Linked DNA regions of Homo sapiens: region 1 is linked to region 2. A link is an interaction called in ENCODE POLR2A ChIA-PET data of the cell type or tissue named here. Cell type or tissue: OCI-LY7. All regions are shown on one strand.

Region 1 (2,500 bases), 500 kb after region 2:
GTAAACTAATACAAATAGATGAATGCACTCAATTGCTCAGAATAAAAAGGAATCATGGAAGGGAGGGATCAGGTGGGGAGGAGCCACCAAGGAAGGCTTAGGGAGGCAGAGCCATTTATGCAGCTAGGGAAGGAGTGAGTCGTAAAGGAGCATAGTTTGACAGAAAGAAGTACAGGGAACCAGGTAACATGGAGACCCTGGGTGAGATAATGAGGAAGGGGACTGTGGAGATTAAAGAAGATGGGAAGGGAGGGTGGAAATAGTTACAAATGGCAGCTTGAGAGGTAAGATGTACAGCGGTTCTGAAGAGTACAAGGGGCCTGAGTTCCTGCTGTGCTGAGAGGTCAGAATGGTCACTGTGGCTGAGCACTGCAGGATGCTTTTCCCTGCAAGGTGGCTGGCCTCCCACATCCACCCGCTCGACCTCAAGTCAAGTCAGCCAGGATCCAGAGAGTATTGGGAGAGAGGGAGGGAGGAGGAGGTGTGAGGTGCAGCTGGGCCTGGAGTGCACTGCAGCAAACCTGCCCCCACTGTTGCCTGCTCCCTGAGGCCCTGCCTCCCAGCCAAGATCCCCACTGCAGAAAGATGCTCAGGGCTCAATGTGTACCCTTGGCGGCTTCCAAGCATTTTATAATGCTGAGTCTCCTTGTACCCACATCACCTTTTTATGAGGTCAGTGTTACCAAGAGGACCCGCACACAGGGGAGGAAGAGGCAGGAGACCAAAGGAACTCAGTGCTTGCCTCCAGTGATGAGTCAGGCAGGGCAGCAGTGACACTGAATTCCCAAAGCCCAGTTCGGCAGCTTTTGAGTCCACACTGCAGTTTCCCTTTGAAAAGAATCTCCTAAGTCAAAGATCACAGAAACTTAGTCACTCTTGTGCTGAAAATCTGTAAAGTGTTGCCTGCCCAGCCCCTACAGGACAAAGTTCACACTGCAGAATGCAGTTTACAGGCTCTCCATAGCCTAGCTCCTGTCTCCAGCTCCAATCTAGTTTCTCACCATGCTCCACCCTCATATTTTATGTTCTAGCATTATCCAGCTGCCTGGAGTTCCTCTCATAAACCAGACTGTTTGTGATGTCTGTTTCTTAGCTCATGCTGATTCCCTTTGCCCAAATTCCCTTTCTACACAGACCCCATCTTATCCTTCACTTCCTGCCCTTACTCCATCCTTTAAGACTCTGCTGAGGTGTCACCTCCTCCAGAAAGAATTCCCCACCTGAACTGTATCCACCTCCCAAGTTAGGTTCACCCCTTCAGTGCTCTTATAGTTTTTCTATTTTCATACTTACCATGTTGTTTTGTAATTATCTGCTTATGTATCTGTCTCCCCAACTTGAGCCCTTGAGGAATGATGATTGCATCTTACTCATTCTTTTCCTAGTGCCCAGCTTATAGAAAGCACGCGATAAGTGTTGAATAAAATAATTTGATGTTGGGAGGATCAATCAGGCAGGAGCAGGTGAGATGTTCTGCTTCAGTTTTCTCAGTGGGGCGCTTCCTGTTTCAGAAGCTTGCACCAGGGCTGGCCAGCAGCAACTGTTACAAACATGCTCCCTATGCAGAGCTGGAACCCTGCTCTGCAGCCACTCCATCAGTCTTAGCTTTGGCCTTTGAAACTATCCCAAATGATTTTGATCTCTGCTCTGCCTACAGGAGATGGTTTGGAGGAGTTCTAGTCAAGACTCCAGAAACCTGAGAACTGGATTCTGGTTTAGTGCAGGAAGCCTCAAACCTTTTAGTTTGTTGACTCCTTTCCACTTAATGGAAGAATTTTTAGATAAGATGCCAATGATACCTTTCTAAAGTGCATTGCTGATTTATGCCAGAAGCCAACATATAAAGCTCTATCATTTTATAAACATGGAAGGAACTGAATATATAAATTATATAATTAATATATTATACATATTAATTATATAATATATAATTTATATATTCAGTAACAATAGTGTATATTTGTTCAATCTTAAAAAATACTGTGAGGTAGATATTATCTTCATTGTAGAAAGGAGGAAACTGGCTAAGGGAGGTTAACTGAGGTGTTTTAGGGTCACACAGCTTATTTTTGAACTCATTACTGATTACTCTTCTGATACACTGTGGAGATTCTTTGATCTCACAATGGATCCACTGCGCTAATGGTCTTAGGACTCTAATTTTCATCTTTTATGTGAGAATTCTAATTTCTACTCCACTTCTATTTTCTGACAGTCATAGGACAAGTGGGAGCACTTACTTGGCTGCATAAAGGTTGCTCAAGTGTCACTTTACTCTGGAATGAAGGGGATATTCTGGTTAACTGCAAAAACATTTTCCTGGAGGGCACAGTGAGGTCTTACTTCAGATCTTAGTAAATGCAAATGGTTGTTTCAAGTTAGAACCTTGATTAAGTCCTTGATTTTTAATTTCCATCCATGGCTTATACAACCTGAAACAGAAATACTGTTCAATTTGTTCCAACCTCAGCCTTCTTTTCATTGTGTCAGAGAACAGATA
Region 2 (2,500 bases):
AGCTGGGCCCGGTGGCACGCGTCTGTAACCCCAGCTACTCAGGAGGCTGAGGCAGAAGAATCACTTGAACCCAAGAGGCGGAGGTTGCAGTGAGCCGCGATCACGCCAGTGCACTCCAGCCTGAGTGACAGAGCAAGACTCTGTCTCCAAAAAAAAAGGAAAAGAAAGAAAGAAAAATTAATGAGGATATAATCCTTGAAGGGAAGGGTGTTCATTCTTTTTATTTTTTTTGAGATGGAGTTTCACTCTTGTTGCCCAGGCTGGAGTGCAATGGTGCGATCTTGGCTCACTGCAACCTCTGCCTCCCGGGTTCAAGCGATTTTCCTGCCTCTGCCTCCCGAGTAGCTGGGATTACAAGCAAGCACTGCCACGCCTGGCTAGTTTTGTATTTTTAGTAGAGACGGGGTTTCTCCATGTTGGTCAGGCTGGTCTCAAACTCCCAACCTCAGGTGATCCACCCGCCTCGGCCTCCCAAAGCGCTGGGATTACAGGCATGAGCCACAGCGCCCGGCCTAAGGGGTGCTCATTCTTAATGGTGTTCTGATATTGTAGGTCTGCAGGACCCAATACAGTAGCCAGTAGCACATGAGTTTTTGAACACTTGAATTGGGACTAGCTCTACTAAAAGACTGAGAGGAGGTGTGCTTTAGGTGTAAAACACAGCCCAGATTTGAAAGGCTTAGTATGAAAAAAAAGAAGGAAACTACCTCAACAATAAATGTTTTATGTTGATTGCATGTTGGAATGATAATATGTTGGATATACTGGGCTAAATAATATACACTATTCAAAGTAATTTCGTCTGTTTCTTTTTTGCCTTTTCTTAATGTGGCTACCAGAAAACTTAAAATGACATACGTGGTTTTCATTTCTATTGGATGTGCTATACAGATGGTGAATGCATTCAAGTGGAAAGGTTTAAACTGGGCCTTTGATGGGCTGAGTTGCTTATGTTCATTTTCTCACTTTGTCTTCATTTGCATTTAATAGGGCTGACTGACCAGGCAACATCTGATTTCCAGCTGATGAAGGCTGTGGCTGAAAAGACACGTCTCAGTCCTTCAGGCCGGCAGCAGCGCCTGGCCAGGCTTGTGGACAACATCCAGAGGTACTGGATCACCGCATGCATCCTTCCTGGGGCTGAGTTTTTAGTATTAGATGGCCTATGTAACACTGATATATTCCTTGAAGGAAATGTGTCATTCATATTGATTCAGAGCAAGGAGCTTTTGAATTGTGCTGTCCACAGCCCTTCATCTGAGATGTCTCAGGACTAAGGGGTTGAAGGGAGTTGGAGGCCATGCTGATAGGAATAACACTTGCTTTACCTCCATGCCCTGCTTTCATCTATTTCATACATTGAAGTCTGGATAAAATGTTGAATAAAGAAAAAGGTTATAATCTAAACAATAACAACAACCTTCAAGCAAACAAAGCAACCAGAAAAACACCAGGCCCCCAGTATTAAGGGTCAGGAATGCTCAGCTCTTACTACAATGGCCTCAGCAGACTGAACTTTAGGAAAACCCCACTATGTGCCTTTTAAATTTGAGATATACCTTTGTGCCATCTGGTTCTGCCCATCTGATTATCAGACTATGTTTCCGTTCTTATTTATGACAGTTTGCTATAACATGTGATTGGAAAATTGAGCTTCTCCTTGGTTTTCCTTTCTGACCCTCTAAAACTGGACTATCTAGGGTGGCTGCTGCGCACTTGAAATGTGGCTAGTGACACATCTAGAAATGACAGTTTTTTAATCTATTGGGTTAAATAGGTTAAATAACATATATTTAAAACGTAATTTCACACTTGTCATTTTTTTACTTTCTTAAGGTGGAAGTAAAAATTTTCCATTTTTACTGGAAAATTTATAATTATGTATGTAGCTTGCTTTATATTCCTATTGGGCTATATTGTTGATCAACAGTCTTTTTTTTTTTTTCTTAAATCTTTTTTAAAGTAGTACTAGCTCATGGAGGATTTGGAAACTTACGTAGCACAAAGAAAGGAGAGAGAAAAGAGTGTGTATGTGTGTTTACTCAGTAAATATTTAACAAATGAGTGAATCACAATTGAATTAATAATTAATTCAATTAATATTAGTAATATTCTTTCAGACTCTGCAAACGCATATAATCCTATTTTTTAAAAGAGAAATGGTATAATACTGTACGTCATGTTTTGTAGCTTGCTCTTTTCACTTCAGGGTTTTTCTCAAACATTTCCATATGATAAACATGATCTCTATTATCATGCTAGTGTTTTCATAGTTTTTTAATTTCATGGATATACTTTACGTCATTTACCCTGGACGTCCCTCAGACTTATGCCGAATTGAGAAGGAATTCCTGGTTCGTTTCCCTTATAGTGACTGTGGATTAATCTTCCTGATGCATCTATCTGCCACCTTTCAGTAGTACCACACACCTCACCCCATTTCCTGACCAATGATGGCCTCACTCATCTCATCTTGGGCAGTTGGTATCTGAAGCAAAAT

The links. ChIA-PET counts read pairs that join two places held together with the same protein. Peaks named below come from ENCODE experiments on the same cell type or tissue, not always from the same donor. Only the 100,000 strongest peaks of a DNase experiment are listed, where the experiment ranks them.
Region 1: POLR2A ChIA-PET joins it to region 2 with 11 read pairs; 3 of 35 experiments call an interaction of 5 or more read pairs at or near these places.

What each region holds. Positions count from the first base shown.
Region 1 is chr11:95,092,238-95,094,737 of GRCh38, forward strand. The region is part of intron 1 of ENDOD1 (endonuclease domain containing 1); the gene reads left to right. Among named protein-coding and RNA genes, the nearest start is that of ENDOD1, 3.6 kb to the left of the region's middle. RefSeq lists an enhancer at 688-982 and a silencer at 688-982. In OCI-LY7, CTCF peaks have their summits at 930 and 1,129; DNase peaks (open chromatin) are centred at 914 and 1,504; H3K4me3 peaks cover 2,295 bases; H3K27ac peaks cover 2,329 bases.
Region 2 is chr11:94,594,319-94,596,818 of GRCh38, forward strand. It overlaps PIWIL4 (piwi like RNA-mediated gene silencing 4), which reads left to right. Exons shown (of 20, transcript NM_152431.3): 10 at 991-1,108. The region is part of intron 4 of PIWIL4-AS1 (PIWIL4 antisense RNA 1); the gene reads right to left. Among named protein-coding and RNA genes, the nearest start is that of PIWIL4, 28 kb to the left of the region's middle. In OCI-LY7, no CTCF peak of the experiment used is centred here; a DNase peak (open chromatin) is centred at 943; H3K4me3 peaks cover 657 bases; H3K27ac peaks cover 521 bases.